5 separate regions of the Homo sapiens genome follow, and all the other regions are linked to region 1. Evidence: chromatin loops called from intact Hi-C (ENCODE). Cell type or tissue: Caco-2. All regions are shown on one strand. Region 1 overlaps ZNF664-RFLNA (ZNF664-RFLNA readthrough). Region 2 overlaps ZNF664-RFLNA (ZNF664-RFLNA readthrough). Region 3 overlaps ZNF664-RFLNA (ZNF664-RFLNA readthrough). Region 4 overlaps ZNF664-RFLNA (ZNF664-RFLNA readthrough). Region 5 overlaps ZNF664-RFLNA (ZNF664-RFLNA readthrough).

Evidence for each region. A loop is a pair of places that touch in the nucleus more often than their neighbours do. Peaks named below come from ENCODE experiments on the same cell type or tissue, not always from the same donor. Only the 100,000 strongest peaks of a DNase experiment are listed, where the experiment ranks them.
Region 2: it touches region 1 in a loop (10-fold over the local background); 1 of 110 quality-filtered maps calls a loop at or near these places.
Region 3: a loop joins it to region 1, with 9 times the contacts of the local background. A loop is called at or near these places in 1 of 110 quality-filtered maps.
Region 4: it touches region 1 in a loop (9-fold over the local background); 1 of 110 quality-filtered maps calls a loop at or near these places.
Region 5: it touches region 1 in a loop (2.5-fold over the local background); 1 of 110 quality-filtered maps calls a loop at or near these places.

The regions. Positions count from the first base shown.
Region 1 is chr12:124,074,014-124,079,013 of GRCh38, forward strand. The region is part of intron 2 of ZNF664-RFLNA (ZNF664-RFLNA readthrough); the gene reads left to right. Among named protein-coding and RNA genes, the nearest start is that of ZNF664-RFLNA, 100 kb to the left of the region's middle. In Caco-2, no CTCF peak of the experiment used is centred here; DNase peaks (open chromatin) are centred at 1,438, 2,038 and 2,448.
Region 2 is chr12:124,192,830-124,197,829 of GRCh38, forward strand. The region is part of intron 3 of ZNF664-RFLNA (ZNF664-RFLNA readthrough); the gene reads left to right. Among named protein-coding and RNA genes, the nearest start is that of RFLNA, 100 kb to the right of the region's middle. In Caco-2, no CTCF peak of the experiment used is centred here; DNase peaks (open chromatin) are centred at 2,232, 2,533 and 2,996.
Region 3 is chr12:124,186,708-124,191,707 of GRCh38, forward strand. All of the region lies in intron 3 of ZNF664-RFLNA (ZNF664-RFLNA readthrough), which reads left to right. Among named protein-coding and RNA genes, the nearest start is that of RFLNA, 110 kb to the right of the region's middle. RefSeq lists enhancers at 890-1,410, 1,411-1,930, 1,931-2,451 and a silencer at 3,676-3,970. In Caco-2, no CTCF peak of the experiment used is centred here; DNase peaks (open chromatin) are centred at 1,964 and 4,464.
Region 4 is chr12:124,229,667-124,234,666 of GRCh38, forward strand. All of the region lies in intron 3 of ZNF664-RFLNA (ZNF664-RFLNA readthrough), which reads left to right. Among named protein-coding and RNA genes, the nearest start is that of RFLNA, 63 kb to the right of the region's middle. In Caco-2, no CTCF peak of the experiment used is centred here; a DNase peak (open chromatin) is centred at 2,555; H3K4me3 peaks cover 1,179 bases.
Region 5 is chr12:124,127,871-124,132,870 of GRCh38, forward strand. All of the region lies in intron 2 of ZNF664-RFLNA (ZNF664-RFLNA readthrough), which reads left to right. Among named protein-coding and RNA genes, the nearest start is that of ZNF664-RFLNA, 160 kb to the left of the region's middle. In Caco-2, no CTCF peak of the experiment used is centred here; a DNase peak (open chromatin) is centred at 2,971.

The DNA.
Region 1 (5,000 bases):
AGCGAAGGTGACGTAGGGTTTATTGGGGGGACTTACATACAGGGACGGTCCAGTGGCGGCAGGCTGGCCAGGAGAAGCACTACCATTGTAAAAAGCATGTAGTTGATGTACGATTTTCACTTAGCACCCTCCATCTAGCAACCTCCATACATAAGTAGGCTAAGAATATGGACAGAGAATTGACAAAACAAACATAAACCATGAAAAATATGAAACACACCTTTTGAAAGATCAACCTAAATTGGATTCAAAGAAATGCAAATTAAAATATTTTGTCATCAAATCAGCAAAGAAGAAAATAATATGCAATGCTGTTGCAGTGAACGAGATTCTAGTGGAAGTATGTTTTTTGGCATAAATATATTCAACACATAAACATAAATATTAATGTATATAAATAATATGTAAACATATTATAAACATATACACAATAATTAATTATATATACATATAAATGTATAAATCAATAAATGTCAGAGCAGTGATGAAGACAATAATAATTATGGTAATAATCCCAATCATAAATGTGAACATTTGTTGAGGGCTTACTCACACTACTTGTGACATTTCATATATATTATCTCACTTAATCCTGACAACAACCCCCATTGTCTGAAGTACATACCCAAGCCTTATCGCCTCATACCAAGGATATTGAGGATGCAGACCAGCAAGGAGTGAATTTAAGAGCAGAAGTTTAATAGGCAAAAGAAAGAGGAAAGCTCCCTCGTGCAGAGGAAGGGGTCCTGAACGGGTTTCTGGGTTCCCAGCAAGATGCCATTGGTTTTATAGATGAGCTTGAGGAGGTGGTATCTGATGTACGTAGGATGCAAAAGATTGGTTGGACCAATTCCATTTACATAGCATGCAAAGAAGCCGGCTGTCCCATCCTAATCTGTTTTTATACAGATGTGTTCTCTACCTGGCCAGCGTCATGTTGCCTGTTTGCTTACTGCACGCATGGTGACAAAACAGAAGCCTCCATGTTGGATATGCCTGGGTCCTAGGTGTCAGGCCTCTGAGCCCAAGCTAAGCCATCATATCCCCTGTGACCTGCACGTATACATCCAGATGGCCTGAAGCAACTGAAGATCCACAAAAGAAGGGAAAATAGCCTTAACTGATGACATTCCACCGTTGTGATTTGTTTCTGCCCCACCCTAACTGATCAGCGTACTTTGTAATCTCCCCCACCCTTAAGAAGGTTCTTTATAATTCTCCCCACCCTTGAGAATGTACTTTGTGAGATCCACCCCCTGCCTGCAAAACATTGCTCCTAACTCCACCACCTATCCCCAAACCTCTAAGAACTAGTGATAATCCACCACCCTTTGCTGACTCTCTTTTCGGACTCAGTCTGCCTGCACCCAGGTGAAATAAACAGCCTTGTTGCTCACACAAAGCCTGTTTGGTGGTCTCTTCACATGGACGCGTGAGACACTAGGTAGCCCTTTTCTGTTAGCACAGCTGCTGGCATTCACCTGCGCAAGCTTCCAGCTTGCTTATCTATGTCTGCAGCTTGATTTTTCAGGCTGCCCTTTGTTAGAAAAGAAATGATTTGGGGGCTGCTTTTTATTAAAAAGGAAGCCTTGCCAAGGACTCTCTTACCCTTACTAACTGCCTAAAGAATTTCTTTCTAGCTCCTGTATCAGATGGACTATAATCATCCCCATCTTATAGTGGAAGAGAGAGAGGCAGAGAGCAGTTAAGTAGCTGTGCCGAACCCCGATGGACTCCAGTAGGGATGACATTGTGTCTGAGAGCTGAAGAAGTGACCTGGAGACAGCAAAGGAGACGTAGGGTTTATTGGGGGGACTTACATACAGGGACAGTCCAGTGGCGGCAGGCTGGCCAGGAGAACCACTACCATTTGTGAAAAGCATGTAATTGATATAGCATTTTCACTTAGCACCCTTCACCTAGCAACCTCCATTTAACCCAAACAAAGAGCCTTGACCCCTTGTACAGCTTGCATTCCAAAGGATGGCTGGGGGTTTGGGTGTCCTTCTTAGATAAGGGTTTGGCCACTCCTGGATTCCTTCACTTAAGACTCTGAACTCACATTCTTCTTAGACCACAAGGTTATCAAGGTTATCCTCAGATGATGCTTAAGCGATTGCTGTCAGGTGCATCTGCCACACAGTAGTTTGCCAAAGATCACCCAGTAGCAACGGAATTGGGATTTGAACCAGGCAGTCCTCTGAAGTCTATGCTTTACCGTCTTACCTAAAAAATGTTTATGCCCCTTGGCCTTCTGATTTCACTTCTGGGAGTCTAGCTCAAGGAAGTATTTCTAAAGATTATCAGGCACAAATATGTTCGCAGAACCATTATGCAAGACATCTATTCCATAGATGATTCTGTTGTCCTTAAAAAGGTGTTTATAGCTGGGTGTGGTGGCTCCTATTTGTAATCCCAGCACTTTAGGAGGCCAAGGTGGGAGGATCCCTTGAGGCCAGGAATTCAAGATCAGCCTGGGCAACATAGCAAGACCGCCATCTCCACAAAATATTTTTTAAAAAATTAGCAGGGTGTGGTGACTTGTGCCAGCTACTCAGGAGACTTAGGCAGGAGGACTGCTGGAGTTCAGGAGTTCAAAACTGCAGTGAGCTATGATTGCACCACTGAACTTGATCCTGGGCAACAGAGTGGGACCCTGTCTTTAAAAATATATATTTATGATGAATACAAAACAACATAAAAATATTTTCATGAAATTTTATGTGGTAACAAACTCAGACTTATACCATATAGGATGTCAAACTGCACACTAGCCACACTAATCATAAAACTGAATCTATAAGATATAATATTTTTTGTTTTGGAGATGGGAGTCTCACTCTGTCACCCGGGCTGGAGTGCAGTGGTGCGATCTTGGCTCACTGCAACCTCCACCTTCTAGGTTCAAGCGATTCTCCTGCCTCAGCCTCCTGAGTAGCTGGGATTACAGGCATGCACCACCACTCCTGGCTAATTTTTGTATTCTTAGTAGAAACGGGGTTTCACCATGTTGGTCAGGCTGGTCTTGAACTCCTGACCTCATGATCCACCCACCTCGGCCTCCCAAAGTGCTGGGATTACAGGTGTGACCCACCGCGCCCAGCCCCATAAGATATAATATTAAGTCATAAGAGCTAGATACAAAATTAAATGCACCACATGATTGCATAGGTAAAAGAATCCAACACAACTATGCCTCAAAGAAAGACTGAAAGAAAATCCACCAAAATATTAGCAGTGATCGGGCTTGGGTGGCGAAACAATGGACAATTTTCATTTCTTTTTTGTACTTACTCTGATTTTCCATTTTTTTTTTCATTCACAAACACCATGGCTTTTATAATTAAAAACATTGTTTAACATAAAGGGAAACAAAGTTTGTGTGTGGGGTAGGTTGACGGGGTAGCAGAAAGGGAAAATTCGGCCTGGAGGAAACTGATGGATAGATATTTCTCACTGTGTGGAAATCCAAAGAGGCTGAGAAGTGGGTCTTACTGAAAATATTGCTTCCAGAGCATTTGGGGACTGTGCCACCTGCAAAGGCCTTGGTGTCTTGAGCACTTCACTTTGTAACTGATGGCTCATTGCAATGTCCTGCGGTACTGACTCGGGAGAAGTACCCTGTAGCTGTCTTGCAATTCCCACCCCCCGCCATCATTTCTTTGGGAGGCATCTGGAGTGACTCATTGTCCTTGTCCTAAAATATGACCCTGCCTCTGGGATCCTGAAAGCAGGCACTCTGAGTGCCTGTGTCCCCTCACCGCTGTCACACTGTAGCACGCGTTCCGCGCCACTTGTCTCCTCAGTCCCCTCCTCCCTCGCAGAATTTCTCTCGGAAACCTTACTCTCTAATCACTGATACTGTTGACTGGAGCCCCAGCTCCACCGTCTCCCCTTCTGTGAAGTGTCCTGAGTCACCCCTTCCTTTGCGCTCTCTTAGTCCTTCACCCCCTTTATACTCTACTCATGGCATGCTGAAGTGGGACACACCCCACTGTTCATGCCTGCCCCAGCCATGTCCTCTTCCTGTTTGTTTTGTAGAGCAGACACTCCATAAATACTCATAGCAGAAATGAATAAATGGATGAGTCTTGTTATCACGTTGACGGTGACAATTTTCCGATTGTTCAGAGGCTCCAGAATTGGATGTCTTTCTGATATTGGAAGATCTACTTAGGAGGTATAGCTATGAAGGCTTAGCTCTGTATTAGAAAAATTATTCACCAGATACTTGCTAAAAATGGCAAGGAAAACTTTATTCAAGACTATTGCGATAGGGGTCAAGACTGCTGAAGAAGGCAGAGAGGTTGAGCTCCACTCTGCACACAGCAGGGACAGCAAGGCATTTATAGCGGGAGTGAGGGAGTGAGTAGATGCAACATTACTCAGGGGAGCTTGATTCAACAGCCGGGGTAGGGGGATTCTTGATAAACTGGCTTCATAGGATTCTCACTAAAGGCAGACCAAGGACATAGATAGCAGGGGTGGGGAAAGAAGAACTTGATCAGATATCAAGGGTGGGAGGATTCTTGATAAACTGAGCAGGATTCTTTTGCTAAAACTGGCTTGGGCAGGCCAAGGGCTAGGGGAGGCCCACATCAAGGCCCAGCTGAGAAGAGGACTCAAAGGAACCTGACTAAAGTTTGGTGGAGGAGGGAGTCTCTGTTAGATCCATGGAAGAGGTATGCAGTTTTCACTGTCATGTGCCACTGTTTGCACAGCGTTTGACTGCAAAACCCATGGTGCAGGCATCCTGTCTCTAAGTGCGATTTTTAGACAAGGAAGATGTATCAGTTATTTATGGCCACAGTAATGCTGTGTAACAAATAGCCACAAACCCCCATGGCTTAGAACAACACGTGTATCTAGCTCACGGGTGTGCAGGTCTGTGAGGGCTTCTGCTGGGCTTGGTTATATGCCTGGGGGTTGGCCAACTCTGGGCTGATCTAAGAGGGCACTGCTGGGAAGCTTGAGACAGCTCCGCCTGCTTTATGTATTTT
Region 2 (5,000 bases), 120 kb after region 1:
AGGTCCTGCAAGGCCCCAAGATGTCAAGGCAGCACTTGAGATTGTAGATCTTGCAATACGATCAGCAAACTTGTTTTGTAAAGGGTCAAGTAATATTTTAGACCCGGAGAGCCAGGAGACAAAATCAGGCATAATATATAGACCCATATAACATGAGGTAGAACAAATTGACGCCAAATGTTTATTGACAAAATTCAAAATATAGTCATTATAATTGAATATGATGTTTTACAGTCAAAGTCTCCTATTGAGAAGAATGGAATTCTTTTGGGAGCTGAGGAATAACATTTTGCTGAATGGGAGTTTAAAGTTAGTGTCCGATGTTCATGCAAAATTCATCCTTAGCTCACGGGCCGTGCAAAGCAGGCAGTAGCGCAGGCTGGATGTGGCTGGTGGGCTCCTTTGGATAAGTCTTTACCCTATGCTGGGTGCCGCACTAGGCTGCCGGTGGATGAGGCAATCATTTTGTGCTCAGTTATTCATAGTCTGGGTGATAGGGGGACACACAAGTAAACAGCAAGGACAAATCAATATCATCAGGACGTGTTGGCAACTCTGCCAAGGAGATTCTAGTGCCTCTTGGTGATATTGGAGAAGGCTTCCTAAGAAGGACCCCTTAGGAAGGAACTTCGAGATGCAACTGGTGTTTGTACATTTTTGCTGTGTGTGTGTGTGTGATCCACATTTATGCCTTAGGAAGGTCACATTCACGGCTGTTAGAAAGCTGGACTGCAAGAGATGGAGACCAAGAGGGATGCTATTGCAATCACCCTGGGGAGAAATGAGGAAAGCTCGTTCCAAGGGAGAGGTGGTGGAAATGAAAAAGGAAGGTGCGAACAAGAGAGGTTTACAAAGTACAGCCAACAGCAGATGGGTTGCTGGGGCTGTAAGAGCCTCTGAAGCGGACAGAGCAAGAGTCAGAAAAGGAAGAAGCTGAAGCAATGCAGGGAACAGAGAGGCAGAAGCTGTGGCCATCCAGGGTGGGACACCAGGGTCTAAGATTTCAGAGCTGGGCCAAGTCTGGATATTGAGAAGGTCCAGTATGTGGGCTCAGGAAAGAGTCGCTGCGGTAGATTGGAAGGGAGAGTCCTCAAAACAAAAGAAGTCAAGGATATTTGACCTGAAAATATTAGGTGATTGTGTGCGTGTGTGGAAGGAGCTGGGTGTGGGGGAGTTTCTGGGCCAGGCACGGAGCTTGGTCAGGCTTTCCTGTTAGCTGCTGCTGTGTAACAAGCATCCCTGGTTCAGCTTAGTGCTGAAGACAATTTGTTATATATGCAATAGCCCATAACCTAAGAATGGATTTTGTATGAACATTTGGTTATACGGGATACTGGCTTTAAACTCCCATTCAGCAAAATATTATTCCTGAGCTCCCAAAAAGAATTCCGTTCTTCTCAACAATAGATTTTTACTATAAAACATTGTATTCAATTATAATTACTATATTTTGCAATAGCATATGTAATAAATATGTAACAAATTATCTTCTTTGTATTGCTTGTATTGCTGGCCTGAGACACCCTTCTCCAGATTACTGGTGTGACTTTGGCCTTTGCATCTTTACCCAGACGTCCCGGGCGGGGTGCGGGGGGCTTCCTTTAAGCAGTCCCCGCTCTGCCTCTTCCACCGCCACAGCCTCAGCACTCCAGTTGCTTTCTCCCTGCCCCACCGTTTCTTGTTTGCGTTGCCCTTTGTTACCTTCTAACACTTAAGAGAATGTATTTATTAGAGGATTGTTTATTGCTCAGCTTCTTTCACTCCTGGTTCCCTGTTGGTTCCATGAGAACGGGGATCTTTGTCAATTTCATTCACTGATGTATTCCAGTGCCTGGCACCTACCTGGTCCATGCTCAATAAGCCGAGGCTGGCCTCAGACCACCTGTCGCCTGATCAGAGAGGCTGTCTGCGGCCGTCTCCCCAAAGCTGCTCTTCCATTCAAGTCCCTTCTATCTCATTATCCCAATTTATTATCTTCCCAGGGGCACTTATCTAATACCGTTCTTGTTTATTTAATTACTGCTTTACTGCCTGTTCCCGTGGCTGGAATATAAGTGTCATGCTACCAGGAAAAGCTTCTGTCAATGTCCCATCCCTAAAACAGTGCCTGGCACATAGTAGATGCACATTCGGTGTTTTCTGGAAGTGTCTGTCAAATGCCTGGCACTATCAACCTGCTTCCCACTAAACTCTGAGACCCAATTCACCACCACACCTCATGCACAGCCTTGCGTACGCAGCCCTTGGTCAATATTTGCTGAATGATTGGTATTTCCATTTACCTGCCTCAAGATAGAGGGCTAGGTGGAAGGATTTCAAATTCTCTCTTTCAGCACGATGGTTCTTTTGGATCAAGGGAGCCCAAAGGCAGGAATGTGAGGCGCCCAGAGTCCCCTCCTGCCCAGCCGGTCCACAATGTTGCTTTTCACGTCTTCTCTGATGCAGCCGTGTGCCAGCCCTTAGGAGCGGCTGGGCCGGGCCTTCCTATGTGTCAGGGCCCACAGTGGAGCCTTGTTTCCCCTCAGTCCTCTGCGTGAACCGTGCTGGCTGGCTAGAGCCTCCCTGGGTCCTGGCTCCAGCTCTGTGGCAGAGACTTAGAGCCCGTGTCTGCTTTCTGTCTCATTGCAGATTTGTGGGAAGTGATGCGTGAACGTGTGTGATCAGGGAGAGGCTAGATGGCCACAACTCCTGGAAAATGAGTCCTGCTTCTCGTAAGATGCGTGTTCCGGTCTGCAGCCTCGCCCCCCACACACTGGTTATTCCCAATTACCTGTAGAACCTGTTATGTATTCTATCTTCCCATATTCCCCAAACAGCCCCTTTTTTATCCTAGAGATGTCTGACTCAGCAATTAAATTCAGCCAAAAAGCTGCCTCCTCCAGGAAGTCGCCCCTGAATGCCTCCTGCTTATCTGCATTACATATTTTCTCTGACTTTTCAGGGCTTACACTCGTTTGTTTGCTTGTGTCCCACTAGATTATGAGTTCCTGGGGACAGGGCCTGGAATTTCCAGCACCTCGTGGGCCTGAGTGATTGTTTGGGAATGAATGAATAAACAAGTGAGTGAGTGACAGCTCTTATAGCAGCCATATCAGCCGTATATCGTCTTGGAGTCTTGATTTGCCTGTTTGTTCTATGAGGGCTGGCCTGATGGTTTTTCTAAAATCCTTTAGCCCAGCTGTTTTCAGTTGGGTTTTTTTTTTTCTCCTCAGGAGACATTTGTCAGTGGCTGGAGACATGTTTGGGTGTCACAGCTGGGTGAGGGAGCTCTCCTGGCATCTGATGGGTAGAGGCCAGTGATGCTGCTGAGGCTCAGCCCCATAGCAAAGGGCGATCCAGCCCGAATTTCAGCAGTGCCCAGGCTGAGAAACCCTACTAGCCATTTCTATGATGTTTTCCTTTCAGTCTGGGACCCAGGGAGGGAGACTGGTACAAAGAAATAGACAATATCACCAAGTTCTGGGAGTGTACATAGAGGCAGTGAGGACAGAATGGTGACTTCTTTTGTACCTATCAGTATTCTTCATTTTGTGTATAACATTTCCAAGTCCACGAGCTACATGGTACAGACCTCCCCGAGTTATTTCCCAAGGCCAGTGTATCAGTTACATATGCTGTGTAACAAAACATCCCAATACATAATGGCTTGTAGCAATGGCCACTTATTCTTATTCACGAGTCTATTGGTTGGCTGGGCAGTTCTGCTGATGGGGCTGGGTTCAGCTGACCTCCGTGCCTCTATGGGCAGCTGGTGAGTCAGCTGGGGGCTGGTTGGTTCAACGTGGCCTCAGCTGCGACGACTCAGTTCCATGGGGTCTCTTCTCCATGGGAGCTTGTTCCCATGGCACAGGCAGGTGCCTAAGGCTCAGAACTGGGCTACCACCACCTCTCCCATATCCCATTGGCCAAAACAAGTCACATAGCTGGGCCCAAAGCAAGAAATAGACTCTGCCTCCTAAAGGGAGAAGGTGCAAAGTCACTATGAAAAGGAGTGTGGATATAGGGAGGGGTGAGAATTGGGGTCATTTTTGCAATCAATCTGCCCCAGTCAATTAAGTACAGTTTGTTTTGTTCGTTCCCCTCCCAACTCCTGACTTTCCTAATTGTACTCACAGCCTCTGGATGAGCTGAACCACCCTAGAAATTGGCCCTTACATTTCTTCACGCATTTGATGTATTCTGTTAAACGGTGACCTGTGTGATTCTGACTACCATAGCGATATCTGACTCCCTCCCTCCCCAGATGGAGAATCTCACCCACCCAAATAGACAGACAGACAGACAGACAGACAGACAGAAACACACACACACACACACACACACACACACACACACGACATTCCTGCCTGGCTGGCTGCCCAGAAACACATCAAACTGAACCTATCCCTGAACAAACTCCCATCACCATCCACCTCCCTAAGCTTCAGTTTCAGTTTGTGGCCTCACCATCCGCTTACCCAAGCCAGAAATGTCGGCGTCCTCCTCCTCCACATCCAGTCGATACCCAAGCTCTGCCAGTGCTACTTCCCAAATATTTTTTGGACCTAATGCTGCTAAGGTTTGCAAACTCTTCATCTCTCAGTTGGATATAGCAATAGCCTTTTAAATCATGTCCTCCCCTCTTGGATTGTCCCCTCCCCCGTTAAATCAGTAAAGCCATCCTTTATCCTGAGAAACACACCCTGACAGTATTGCTTGATAAGGGGTGAAGACTTCTGTGTTGTTAGATGGAATTACAACCACAAATGTCCGGATCATGCCCCACCCATTACCTCTCCTGTGCACGGGTGTCCCAGAGGAGCTGTGCACCCAGAATTGATATCAGAAGAGGAATTAACACAAAGCTTTATTGTTAGCTGGATCGGGCTAGTAATGAGATCCACAGCTCCATCTCCCCAGGAGAGGGGCCAGAGGTTGGCCTGGGGTTGGGAGAGGAGCTGCAGGTACCCCCTTCTCTATTTTACTCCCTATTTCAACTCTCCAGGGCTCCCTCTGCTCTC
Region 3 (5,000 bases), 110 kb after region 1:
CCCCAGACTCCAGGGCACCGTGGCGTGGTGTGGCCTGGAGTTTTTTCGTGAGGTCGATCCTTCTGGACGGTTCTTTGCCACTCAGGCTAAAATCAGATCCAGAGCTGGCCTCAGTGGCTGATAAATCTTCTTCCCACATCTGCTTGGGTTGACACAACTTGGAGATCCTTTGGGAAGAGAATATGTGGGAGATTGGAGAACTTTGAATGTGGACTGTGTATTAGATGATATTAGAGAGGCTAGAGAGAAAGACAGAGACAGAGAGGGAGGGAGGGAGGGAGAATAAACAGCAAGATGTTAACAATTGTTGACTCTGGGTGGCGCGTGTAGTTGTACGTGTACTACTAACTAAACATTTGCATAATGTTTTCTTTAAAAAGTACTTTTGGGAAAAATACTTTGAAAATACATTTAATGTCTGACATTAAAAATCCTTTGGGATTCTTTTTGGTTTGTTTTCTGAGACAGGGTCTCACTCTGTCACCCAGGCTGGAGTGCAGTGGCACGATCTCAGCTCACTGCAACCTCAACTTCCCTGGCTCAAGTGATCCTCCCAACTCAGCCTCTGAGAAGCTGGGACTACAGGCGCGCGTCACCATGCCTGGCTAATTTTTGTATTTTTTGTAGAAAGAGGGTCTTGTCATGTTGCCCAGGCTGGTCTCAAACTCCTGGGCTCAAGCATTCCGCCCACCTCAGCCTCCCAACGTGCTGCAATTACAGACATGAGCCACAGCACCCTGGCCTGAGTTTTCTTAAAAAGAACCTTGGGCACAGAGAACCTCCTGCTTCCCTGGGCGCAGGCCTGGCGCTGAGGCTGGTGTGGGGAAAGTCGGCCTTGAGAACCAGATTGGGTAGGTGGGGGTGGGTGGAGGGGGAGAGTGGAGGGCAGGCCCGGCCTGCTTCCTGATCTTGTCTGCCCGAGCATATCCAAAATAAAATACCGGGGTGACTCGAGCTAGGACGCCTGTCGGCCTGGACATTGAATAAAGACAGCGGCCTTCTCCACGTTCCTAGGGACCATTTCTCCTTAGACTCCAAGATCGCCCTGCTTCAGAAGTTTTATCTCCATCTAGGGAGTCCGATCCAACGGAGACGGAATTCACTGGAAGGAAGAGGCTGCCCTTCTACAGTCTGAGCTTGGTCAAGTGTGACACTGGCAGGGAACTTGATGTGTGCCAGAGACACGCACATTGTCACATTCAACCCACCCGACCCTCTGAGGGGGGTGCCTTGATTACCCCCACTTACAGATGGGAAAACAGGCCCAGGGAAGGTATTTATTCCTGGAACTCACCTGGACAGGTGAGGCTGGGATTCACCTGTGAGATCCAAAACCAGCCCTCTCGTTGCTGCGTGTTCATCGCAGCCGTAATAACGGTGGCAGACACACTGCAAATGGCTCCTGGCCACCATGGCGGAATCTGGCTGAATGGCCATGGAATATTTTTCCCAGGTTTCCCTGGACCTTCTGAGGGCCTTGCTTAGAATACAGTCTCCTTGAGAACAGAAACAGCACGGGCTCTGCAGAGCAGTCCCCGACTCCAGGCTGGTGCCTGCCCGGTTTGGTTTCCTCCTCCTCTTCCTCCCAGGAGAAGGGAAGGAGCTGGGTTTCCAGCAGGTTTGAGAAAGGCCAGCAGTTTCTCTTTATAAATCACTCTCCTCTCCTGAAGACAAACGGCTTTCTCCTCCTTCTTGTGTTCCTTTGTGATTTTTCTCCATTTTAATGCTGCCACGGTTACTTCTTTTAACCTGGTCTAGCTCGTCTGAAAACATTCTGGGGGGTGTCCGTGTATTATGGGGTAACTTGGAAGTTGCTGCTCATAAATATGTTTCAACTGAGGGCTCCAAAGCCCCCTGGGGATGGCCCTGGCCCTGCCTTACGATCTTGCTGGCCCCCATGTGCCCCAGGGCATGAGACACGGTCGATAAACCTATTCTGAGTCATCTCCCAGCACCTAGCACAGTTCTTCGCATACCACAGGCTCTCAATAAATATTTGTTGAAGGAACAAATTGGCTTGCAGTGCCTGACACTGTAGAAAGAATCATTGGGAGAGTCCCTTGGGTGCCACCCTGGAAACACAGCTCACAAATCTGGGACCATCTGTCAGGCTCCTGGAAGGCCCAGGAAAAAAAAAAAAAGCCATCCATTTTTCCCAAAATAGCACAAACAGGATTTCCTGGAGGGAGCAGAGCGGGGGCGCAGGCTGTGTTTGGAAATGGAAAATGCAGCCTTGCTCGCATGAGTCCTGCTGGGTTGATTTCTGCCAGGAATCCCGCAGGCTCCCCTGCCCTGGGGTGCTTCTTGGCATTCAGCGGTGACTTTAGAGCAGGTGGACACAGGGAAATTGGTGAACTGTTAATCCACCTCAAAGAGTTTAATGTGCATGTTGATAAAACTGTCCTTCACCATGGACAGCCCAAAGGAGTCCCAGGGTCTGCTTGTCTTCGGCCAGTCCCTTCTTCTTCTCCAGGGCCCCTCATGCCTGCTTTCTGCCTGTCTGTCCCCAAGCCTGGCCCTTGCACCAGAGGTTGCACACGTCGGGGAGAGGCGTTACAATGCTTAGACACCCGGGGCTCAAATCCAGGCTCCATCTACCAGGTGTGTGGTCTTGTGCAGGTACCGCTCTGTGCCTCAGTTTCCTCTTCTGTATCATGGAGATGAGTATCTCCTACTCATAATGAGGTCATGGAGGAAATGAATGGAGCTAATAAAATAAAGCATTTAGAATAGCGCCTGCATACTCTGTGCTTGCTAAGCGTGAGCTCCTTGGATTTCTGCAGCCTCTGCATGCAGTTCCTCTGCCCTCCCAGCTCCCATTTCTGCTGAGGGTGTCACCGTCCGCCCACTTGTGTGTCCTGAAGTCTGGGGTCTGCTCACCACCCACATCAGGGCAGTAGTGCATCCGTTTTCCTGGGGGCTGCTGTAGCAAATTACCATAGGATGGGGGGTTCACAGTGGCAGAAACGGATCCTCTCATGGCTCTGGAGGCTGGAGGTCCACAAGCAAGGTGTCTGTAGGGCTGCGCTCCCTCCAGGGGCTTTAGGAGGAGGGTCCTTCCTTTGCCCCTTCCAGCTTCTAAAGGTTCCAGCTTCCTTGGCTGTGTCTGCGTCGCTCTGGTCTTTGCCTCTGTCCTCCCACAGCCTCCTCCTCTGTGTCTCTGTGTCTCCTCCTCTTTCTTTTTTTTTTTCTTTTGTGATGAGGTCTCACTCTGTCACCCAAACCGAAGTGCAGTGGAATAACCACGGCTCACTGCAGCCTTAACTTCCCAGGCTCTAGTGATCCTCCCACCTCGGCCTTCCAAGTAGCTGGGACTACAGGTGTATGCCACCACACCTGGCTAATTTTTTTTTAGTAGAGATGGGGGTCTCACTTTATTGCCCAGGCTGGTCTCGAACTCCTGGGCTCAAGAGAACCTCCTGCCTTGGCCTCCCAAAGTGCTGGGAGTGCCAGGCATGAGCCACGGTGCCTGGCCTCTCTCCTCTCTTGATAAGGACAGTTGTCACTGGGATTAGGGGCCACCCAGATCATTCAGGATAGTCACAGCTTGAGATCCTTAATAACATCAGCAGAGACCTTTTTCCCAAATAAGATCACAGTCACAGCTTCTGGGTGGACGTATTTTTGGGAGGCCATCATTCTACGCATTGTAACCACCGACTTCCATCTCCAGAATGTCCTTGGAACCCATCACCTTCTTTCCATTCCAGAGGACACAGCTCAGGCCTTATCATCTGTCTGAGCCTCTCCCGGAACTCACCACCTCCTCACCCTGTCTCTAATCTGTCCTTCCAAGTCATCCTCCAGATCGCATCAACCTAGAACTGTCTTTCCCGGACAGCAGCTGCTATTCACAAGTGACAGCTGAGCATTTGAAATGTGTCCTGTTGGAATTGAGATGAGCTAAAGTATAAAAGACACACTGGATTTGGCAGACTTAGTATGAAAAAAGAGCAAAATACCCCATCAGCCTTTTCGACATGGATTGTCTACTGAAACAGACGCTATCTTGGATATATTGGGTTAAATATGTATCACTCTCCGATGATCTGTCTGCCAGTGTCAGTTACCTAGACCTGGGTAACAGGCCGCTCCATACACCTAGTGATTTCAAAGAATGAATCGCTCGTGTTTTTGTGGGTTGGCTCAGAGGTTCCTGTGCTGGTTTCACTTGGGTTCACTAAAGTGTCTGTCTTCAGCCAACAATCCCTGGGCTGGAAGATCCGAGATGGCCCCTGGAGAGGGGCCATCTGTACTGGAGAGCACAGATGGCACTGGAGGGCCTGATAGGTGGCTGGTGCCGGCCTTGGTCTCCCCAGTGTGGTCTCCCGGCCTCCAGTCGGCTGGACTGACTTCCTGGCATGGAGGCCTCAGGGTGCAATTCCAAGAAGATGGGAAGCTGCAGACTCTTAAGGCCTGGGCTCTAAGATGATGTCACTTCCACTGCATCCTATTGGTCAAAGCCAGTCACACAGCCAGCCCAGATTCCAGGAAGTAGAGAATAGACTCCACCTCTAGGAAGGAGGAGCAACTAAGCCACACTGCAAAGGGGCCTGCCTATTCTGTGGCCATGGAAGAGTCTTCTGCCCAGCCTTTGACTCCTCTGTCCACACGGGATCAAGCCCACCCTCCCCCCACTCACTCCTTTCTGTGCTAGCCCCCGGCCTACCATGCCCAAGCCGCCTGTGGCCAATACCTGCCTGGCCTCTCCCCATGGAACCCCCAAACTAGGGCCGTCTGGTCAACCCTTCTCATGGACAACAGCCTGGCACCTAAGATGCATTGGCGGGCAAGAACAGAGATGTCTCTCGCCATCCCTCTCGCACCTGCTTTCACCCACTCCCACGCCCCTGCATGCCCAGGCTCTCCCTGTGATTCAGGTATCTGCCCATCATTTTCTCCTCCCCTGGCCCTATCGACACAAATGCACAACACTCCGTGCTCCCTCCTGGCTGCAGAGTAGCCGTCTCTCTTTCAGGGAGACTGGGAGATGGTTGATT
Region 4 (5,000 bases), 160 kb after region 1:
TATTGGTCTTTGTGCAGATGTAGCTCATTTCTCTGGGGTAAACACTGAGTTGAGCAATTGCTGGGTTGCATGGTAAGTTTATGTTTAATTATAAATTCTGCTAGACTATGTTCCAAAGCTCTATCATTTTGCATTCCTGTCTGCAGTATGTGCAAGTTCCACTTGCTCCACATCCTTGCTAACACTTGTTATTGTCAGTCTTTTTAAACTTAGTCATTCTATGGGGTGTGCAGTGATAACTCCCTGTAGTTTTGATTCCTGCATTAACTTTGCAGCACCCTCTATGCTGGCCCTGGGCTCAGCCATGTGACTGGATTTGACCAACAGAATGAGGCAGAAGTGGCTGGGTCAGTTCCACATCTGAGTCTCAAGAGGCCTTGCATGTTTCTGCTTGGTCTCTTGCCCTCTGCTACACTCTTGAGAATGTCTGTGGGCTGGTCTGCTGGAGGGTAAGGGACACATGGAGCAATGCTGAGTGGCCCCAGTTGTCCCAGCAAGACCAACCTAGATCAGCCAATGGTCAGTCTTTCTGTATCTTTCATGACCTTGACACTTTTGAACAATACTGGCCAATTATGTAAAATGTCCCTCAATTTGGTTGTGTCAGATGTTTTTTCATGATTACATTGAGGTTATACAAGAATACCACGGAAGTGATGTCATGTCCTCAATCCATCTTACCAGGGGTGATGTTAACCTTATCACCTTTTCACTGGAGACATTGACCTTTGTTAAGGTGGCATCTGCCAGGTTTCTCTCTGTGTATTTAATAAGTATCTTATGGGGAGATACTTGAGAACTTCCAAATGTCCCCTTTCTCTTCATATTTTTACTTGATGGTTTTAGCATGCATCATTGATTCCTGCCTGCAGTAATTAAGACTGCCATATTTGCTTAATGGTGACTTTCTATTTCATCATCTCTCCTACACACTCATTCATTAGAACTCTACCATCAGGAAGAGCTGTGTGTTCTCCCCATCCTATTTATTAGATCAATCATTTATTCATAGCAGTATGGACTCATGGATACATATTTTATTCTGTGGGCAATACCCGTTACTATCATTATTTGTTTTTCTTGGCTTGAATATTCTCAGATTTGGGCTTTGGGTGCTTCTTGTAGTTTGCCGCAATGCCCTTTTGATGTGATGCTATCATTATTTTTAGTACATCCTTACTTTCCAACAGTATGGGATCATCTTTGTTTTCCCCATCCCAGTCCTGAAAGTAGCCCTTTCTCCAAGTGTTCACTGGTTGCTTGGTTGGAGAATGGTGCATAGGAACCAAGATCTGAGTGCAAGGGTGCTCTTCACTGTTGGGATGTCATTGCTTCTGGGTGTGTTGGAGCCAGCAAATATATATATGTACACTAATTCATGCATGCACACATTTGCATTTATTTATACATCTATCCATCTGCGTGTGTATACGTGTGTGTATATGTGTTACCATGAGTTAATACCAATTACTCTGATTTCAATCCAACACAATGGGTTCTTTCTAATTATTTTTAATTTCTCTCAAAATCACTTCTTCTGGTTCTTCCAGAAAATGAGCTCTTCACCTAGCTTAAGAATGTAGAGATGTCGTGTATGGTTGGGCAGGTTGTTCACTGTCCAAGGGTGTTCCAGCTGAGGAGAGCGATGGGAGCTGAAAGCATCCATGCTCTACTCCCTAAGCTCTGCACTCTAACATGTGCTCTGGGTCCACCAGAGTAAGGGATGCCCTCTTTTCACTTGTGCAAATGCACTGGGTGAGCTAGCAACAGACCTGGTCGACTGCTGTCTCGGGATATTTTTGTGTTTACTTGTGAAACACCCAGGCTTGGGCTGGATTCCCCCAGAGGCAGATTGTGAGCTGAGGATTTGAGTGCGAGGAGTATTTTGGGATGTGATTCCAGGAACCTCCCAGAGAGAAGCAGCGGGGAGTCAGGCAGGAAAGAAAGCATGCGTCAGGGAGCTGGTTACTACTGGGCCACCGAGGCTCCATCCCAGTAAGGAACCCTGGAAGACGGGAGGAACGCACCTTGGAGTTGCTTCCCTAAGGGATCAACTTCAGTTGGTCGCCACTCAAGGCTCCTCCTGAGGGGAGCAGGCACAGAGTCCCTGGCACTTCTGGCCCTGAGTGCCCAGGGGATGAGTGCGTGACATTGACGGCTTCTGCTGTCCTCTGTCTCCTGCTTTCCCCGTGGGATGAACTAGCTTGAGAGGCACAAGATTCCTGAGCAGGCAGAGGGACTCTGTAGGAGTCTCAGAGCTCCTGAGGCTGCACCCTCGCCCTGGAGCCCCATGAAATCTTCAATTTTGGGTTTTATGAGCTTCACAAACCTTCCAGGGGCCTCTCCGGCTCCGGATGGGGTGCGTTGGAGGCCTGGTGCCCACGTGTCTCCTGGGCCCTCCACCTGTGCCCCGCCTGTTTGCACAGTGTGCGTGAGCTGAGCACCTGAGTTTGCTCTTTGAATCAAGTGTTTAACTCACTCACGGTAATAGTGGCTGATAATTCTTGAGCTAACACACCTTCTACTTTGCGGCCTAGCCTTGTTTGCCTTTCAGCCCTGGTTTATTATCTTCCATCGGATGAAGCTTAGGAGCACCAGCGCTGCCTAGGGAAACCCTGGCCCCTCCTTCCCTGGGATCATCTGGGTCCCCCAGGGCTCAGGCTTTACAACCCCTGCTGCTTGGTTACCCACCTCCCACCTGGGGCCCCTGACAGATCAGGGGACAAGCAGATAGAGGGCTCACCAGTGCAGTCCAGTGTATGCTGCCGGGCGGGCCGGAGCAGAGTGAGTCAGATTTGGCTTTTTATAATCATCCAGGTGCCAGGGTGGGCACGCGTCCTGGGTCATCCTTCCAGCGAGGGCTCACATCATAGCCTGTCACCAGCAGTAATTCAGCAGGAGGGTTTAGTTTCCTCCCTATGGGATCAGCGAGGGCAGCTGTCTAAGCCCCAGGCACACTGCCTAGGGCGGACGTGGGGGTGGGGGCCGTCCTCCTAGGGCTGCCCTGCCTCTTGGCAGGTGATCAGCCTTCACCTCCTTGTGTGGTTTAGGGGGGCTGCCTCCTGTCTATGTCAGAGGGCTTCTCAGAAACAGGCACCGCTGTAGGGGCAGCAAGATGACTTCACTTGGAAAATGGAATGTACTTAAACGAGATCAAGCCACCTCGTGGAGAAGCCATTCCCTTCCAATTTGTTTTAATCCTGCTGATTATTGCAAAGAGAAAGACTTAGCCTGGTGCTAATGAGTCTTTAATGCCTCTGAGGACTTCCTAAGTTTTCCTTTTTTTTTCTAAACAAGAAAAGTTAAGCCTCAGGCTGTTCATCCTTCTAGTTGGAATTTAATAACCGTGTTTTGTTTTCATAGAATTTACCTTTGGAGTTGTTTATTCATGGCAGGGCCTCCTGGTTTTCCATTTTGGGGAGTGATAGGAAGTTTTCCATTAAATTAATTTATTGTATATATTTTTTTACAGTGAGTCCTTAATATATTTTGTAGGTAATAGTATGGGTGAGGTTGGCAAACTATGGCCCTGGGCTAAATCTAGTGTATAGCATGTTTTTGTCAATAAAGCTTTATCAACACACAGCCACGCCTGTCATTTGCATATTATATTACTATGGCTGCTTTAATGCAGAGATGAGTAGTTGCATCAGAGATTGTCTGGCCCACAAAACCTGAAATATGGACCATCTGACCCTGTACAGAAAAAGTGTGCTGATCTGTTATATATGGTACATGATTGGTAATAGGTATTATATCAGTGACGTTGACAGAGCAAAAATATGGAAGGTAATATGCAAATAACTAAAGTACCGGAAAATACTTGGCAAATCCCAAGAAACTAAACAGAAATTCCATTGGGAGGGCCTTTGGTAACCACAGAAAATTTCCAGCCTTTCAATTGTGTGCCTGGCTGTTTGCCTGATCACTTTATCACTTTGAGATACTGCACTGATGACTCCATGAGCTGGAATTCACTGTGTTCATATCCTTTCCTGGTTCTGGGAGGATTGTGGTTGGGTACATTGGCGGCATAAATACCCAGTTTCTCCCTCTCTTTTTCTGTCTGGTCAGACTTTAATTTTCTTCTTTAACTTGGGCTCTAGACCTATGTCTGGTTTCCCACGCAGTCCTCTGGTAGCTCTGGTTTCCAGTTAATTCCTTAATTACGGTATCTACCTCCAATTCCGCAAGCATTTCCTGAGCTAAACGCTGAGTTGGAGATAGGCAAGTGAAAGACATGACCTGTCCCCACGGACAGCGCACATCGCAGGGAACTCATCACCAGCACCTCAGGGAGCTCTCATCACTATTGTCATTGCTGCCACCACCAGCAAGAAGAAGCAACTAAGCCCCAGTTGTTATCTACAGTGGACCACTAAACACTTGCCTAAATCACCAGGCCAGCTTAACAAAAGTGGCCCACTAGACAAGAGAGGACAGAAGACCGGGTGCCCTGGCATGTCCGTAGGGCCTCTGTGCTAACCATCCCCCAGGCCAGAAGTGCTCTCCCTTGCTTTCTCATGGCTGGATCTTTCTCAATGTTCCCTTTGCATTTTAAACATACAAAAGACCTTCCCTGCCTACTTGATCTACTAAAGTGCCATGGTTACTTTCTATTACTTTACTCTGTTTAATTTCTCTTGCAGCACTTCTCACTATCTGAAGTGATCTGGTTTGTTGATCAGCTTCTTTATTTCTGTCTTCCCTGATGTGAATACAAGCCCGCAGCCTGTCTGCTCAAGAGCTGTACCCTCAGGGTGTAAAATAGTGGCTGGCACAGTGAGTGTTCACTAAATGCTTGCCAAATGAATACATAAACCCTGTGGGTTTTTGAAAAAGGAACTAACATGCAATACCACCACTTGTGATTCTTCACAGTTAAAAAGGAAAGAGAAGTTTCACCTATGAGTTTTATACAGGGAAAACATGAACAGGTTTGATCAAGAGCCACAACATAAATTATAAAGTCAAAAATTAACATCATTAGAGATTTTTTT
Region 5 (5,000 bases), 54 kb after region 1:
GGGTGTCAGCACTGGCCCCGGGAGGTCTCCAGGAAGGATCCGGGCCATGTTCCGAGCTACAGGGAACGGAGTAGAAGTGTGAACCAGGCTGAGTGTGGTGGCTCACACGCTTGTAATCCTGGCACTTTGGAGAGGCTGAGGCAGGAGGATCACTTGAGCCCAGGAGTTCCAGACCAGTCTGGGCAACATAGTGAGGCCCCATCTCTACTAAAAATACAAAAGATTAGTCGGGCGTGATGGTGTGTGCCTGTAGTCCCAGCTACTCAGGAGGCTGAGGCAGGAGGATCACCTGAGCCCAGGAAGTTGAGGCTGCAGTGAGCCGTGATTGTGCCACTGCACTCCAGCCTGGGTAACTGGAGTGAGACCCTGTCTCCAAAAAAAAAAAAAATTTTTTTTAATTCATAAATGTGCCACTGCACTCCAGCCTGGGTAACTGGAGTGAGACCCTGTCTCCAAAAAAAAAAAAATTTTTTTTTAATTCATAAATGTACGGATTACACAGTCACTAAAAGTGTCATTGATTCACTATTGTCTCTATTCCAAAGATTAATTATTAAGATTAATAGTTAAGATTAATATGAAGATTAATAATTAAGATTAATTGTGCAATAATAGTATTAAAACCAGAATGATAGGAATGGGAGCACATCTTATGATTTCTACTTTGAAAAAGAGAGGAATTTCATTTGTGGCACAAGAGTAATTTTAAAAAAAACCCCAACAACCTGGGAGCATGCAGGGATGGTTAAAATGAAACGTGGAGTCCAGCGCGCAGGCCACCTGACAAGTATTCCCCCGTTTCCACTTCTCTCTTGCCATGCTTTGGCTTGGCTTCCATCTCTGGGATTTTCTTTCAATTCATTGACTATTCAAAGGGCTTCATTTTCAGGTCATTTTCCACGTAAGACTTTAACCCTTTCTTCTCTCTGCCCATCAGCCTGAAAAGTGCTTCCTTATTGCCTTTCTTTTCTACTGGTATTGGGCTGAATTGTTTAAACTTCAAAAATATGTACATAACATTTAAGAGATTTTTTGTTTGTTTGTTTGAGACGGAGTTTCGCTCTTGTTGCCTAGGCTGGAGTGCAATGGCGCGATCTCGGCTCACTGCAACCTCCGCCTTCCTGGTTCAAGCGATTGTCCTGCCTTAGCCTCCCCAGCAGCTGGGATTACAGGCATGTGCCACCACGGCTGTCTAATTTTGTATTTTTGGTAGAGACGGGGTTTCTCCATGTTGGTCAGGCTGGTTTTGAGCTCCCGACCTCAGGTGATCTGCCCGCCTCGGCTTCCCAATGTGCTGGGATTACAGGCGTGAACCACCACGCCTGGCCAAGAGATTTTTATAAATTACGAAGAACAAAGAAGAAAACAAAATAAACAAAAATGGTCCATATCTCCCATAATCCCTGTTTACATTTTGTTGTTGTTGAGACAGGGTCTTGCTCTGTCGCCCAGGCTGGAGTGCAGTGGTGTGTTGTGGCTTACTGCAACCTCTGCCTCCCAAGCTCGAGCGATTCTCCCACCTCAGCCTCCAGAGTAGCTGGAACTATAGGTTTATGCCTCCATATCTGGCTAATTGTTTTAAAATTTTTTTTGTAGGGACAGGGTTTCACCATGTTGCCCAACCCGACCTCAAACACCTAGGCTTAAGCAATCTGCCTGCCTCGGCCTCCCTAAGTGCTGGGATTACAGGTATGAGCCACCATGCCTGGCCCTGTTTATATTTTTTAAAATCCACTAAAATTTTTAATGCTTGATAATTTGAACAGTGCAGAAAAATCCAACACGGAAAATAAGCTCCTCTCTCCTATTTTTCCTGCAGATTCTGCTTCCTAGGACTGTGTAGATTTAGTAAATTAAAATACAGGATGCCCAGGTGAATTCGAATTTCAGAGGAACAACAAATAATTGTGTAACATAAGTATATCCCATTTAAATAATTTTTTGGTATAAGAATGTCCCATATATTGCATGGGTTATACTTACACTAAAAATTATTCCTGAAAAATTATGGAGAAACACAAGGCTGGCAGCATTGTAGGAAATGGGTTTTTTCTAGATCTAAGGGTTGAATGATACCTGCCACTTGGAATTCATGAAATTACTGGTTGTTGTTGAATCTTATTTCAAACAACAGAATTTGCTTTTTTTTTTTTTTTTTTTTTTGAGGGAGGGTCTCGTTCTGTCACCCAGGCAGGAGTAGTGCAGTGGCGTGATCTTGGCTCACTGTAGCCTTGACCTCCTGGGCTCAAGTGATCTTCCTGCCTATTTTTTTTTTTTTTTTTTTTTTTTTTTGAGACAGAGTCTCGCTTTGTCACCCAGGCTGGAGTTCAGTGGTGTGATCTCAGCTCACTGCAACCTCCGCCTCCCGGGTTCAAGCGATTATTGTGCCTCAGCCTCTGAGTAGCTGGGATTACAGGTGTGTGCCACCATGCCTGGGTAATATTTGTATTTTTAGTAGAGACAGGGTTACACCAATTTGACCAGGCTGGTCTTGAACTCCTGACCTGAGGTGATCCTCTCACCTCGGCCTCCCAAAGTGCTGGGATTACAGGTGTGAGCCACCGCACCTCCCCTGCCTCATTTTTTTGAATTTTTTTTTTTTTTTTTTGTAGAGATGAGGTCTCACTGGATGTTGCCCAGGCTGATCTTGAACTCCTGGGCTTGAGCAATCCTCCCACCTTGGCCTCCCAAAGTGCTGGAATTACAGATGTGAGCCACCATGCCCGGCCAGAATTTGCTTCTTATTTAGTGCTTAAAGAGCTGGTCGATTTAAATTTTCCTCATTACTGGATGTTGATCATGCTGATTTAGTGGACACAGGCAGGAGCTTTTCTCTTCCTTCTGCTGTTAAGCAGGATTCCTCCCAAGCCCAGACGTCTCTGGATCATCTCTGGATGTTAGCTGGAAGTTGGACCTCAGCTGCAAGGTCATTATCATCTCCTCTGATCTTCTGTCCTCGCCCTCTCCGCTTCCAGTGTGGGGCTCAGCATGTGTATTTACTCACCTCGCACTGTTTGTTTTCAGATTGAATCCGTGAGAAGGAAGCAAAGGCCTCTGTGTGTTTACTTTGCCCTGTGAAAGCCAGCCCAGGGGGTCAACTCCCTCTCCCACAGCCAGTGCACCCACCCCCCACCCACACCGCCCCCTCAGAAACCTTGCCCCTTGACAATATTTTCAAACCTTATACATAATCTCAATCCATTTTAATGTTCCAATCCATTACACATACCCATGTGCACAGGGGTGAGAGTCAAAATATTTAACATCTGGGAAGGCCAGGAGGCTGACCCATCAGATCTGGTCTCAAAGCTGAGCTGTGTCCTGGAAGTCCCCTGCTGTGCCAGAATCAACATGAGAGTTTGGGGAGGGGTGCCCCAAGGCAGTAGGGGGGCAGCAGGTGGGCAGCAGCTGTCTAACAACCTGTAAAAATGCATTTTGATCTCTTAACCAGTAGAACTGTAAGGCTGAGCACCAGCTGAATCTCAGCTTTGCATATGTAAGGCTGAAACCAAAGTTTCACAAAACAATACCTACTTTTGAAACCACCTTTGCAAAATTATAACTGAGGAAATGACAACAGTGAAAGAAATCAGACCTAACCGACTCCATCTCGCTTCTAACCTTTAAGCTGTCCTTGTTCATTCCTGGGCATGGGCTGAACAAACTTTGGGATGGAATTCAGTTCATGGTTTGACTCTGACACAGAATTGATAATAGCCGTTTCCGGAAAAGACCCCCTGCTTGCCTGGGGACCAGTCTGCCTTTGCAGGACTAACAAATTAGCTACAAGATGAGAAGTTACAGTTTAGGGGTCATGCAGCCTCTGGCTCCAAGAGTCTAAACCCCCCCAGATTGCTCCTAGGAATAAGATCACTGTTGTAAAACCTAAGATCAGCGCTTGAGATATTTTGCAGAGCCTGCATTCTGATGCACCAGCTAACACCACCCAGACCAGTCATCTGGCTCAGCCAGTTCTGCTATCCCACCCAGGAACAGAAGACAGCAAGAAAAACTCACTTCAAACCCCTGATTCCATCTCCAGTCTGGCCAATCAGCACTCCCCATTTCCCAAGCCTCTACCGGCCAAATTATCTTTAAAAGCTCTGATCCCTGAATGCTCGGAGAGTCTGATTTCAGTAATAATAAAACTCTGGTCTCCCGCACAGCCGGCTCTGTGTGAATTACTCTTTATCCATTGCCATTCCCCTGTCTAGGCACCGGGCAAGGTGAGCCCATTGGGTGGTTAACTTTTACGTCTGTGACACATTCTGAGGTGTTTTGTCTACTTCTGTTTTGTTCTGTTCCATCCTATGCCAACTCATTCTGTCATTAAAAAAAAGAAAAAAGCTGACCAGGCATGGTGGCTCACGCCTGTAATCCCAGCACTTTGGGAGGCTGAGGCGGGCAGATCACCTGAGGTCAGGAGTTCAAGACCAGCCTGGCCAACATGGTAAAACCCCGTCTCAACTAAAAGTACAAAAATTAGGTGGGCATGGTGGTGGGTGCCTGTAGTCTCAGCTACTCAGGAGGCTGAGGCAGGAGAATCGTTTGAACCCAGGAGGCGGAAGTTGCAGTGAGCTGAAATCGCGCCATTGCACTCCAGCCTGGGAGACAGAGCAAGACTGTCTTAAAAAAAAAAAAAAGAAAGAAAAGAAAAGAAAAATAAGAAAGCTAACCTAGACTTGCTAAATTGATTTAATAACCATGAATTGGTCTCGGCCAGTTTGAAACACTGCTGTGATCTGGTAGCTCTCAAACTGCTCAGTGCCTGAGACCTACCTGGGGAAGTCTGCTAGACATGTGGATCCTCCATTCTCATTCTGCTGGCCCAGAGCCTGCATTTTTGAAGACCCCAAAGTGATTCTGATGCAGGTGGTTCAGGAGCGACTCCAGATGGAAGGGTGTTTCCTGGCTGAAAGGCTCTGGTTTGGTTTTTTTCCTAAAAGCACAAGTATAATCATAATCCCAAGTGCTGCATTTTCCTTAGAACTGAACCTGCT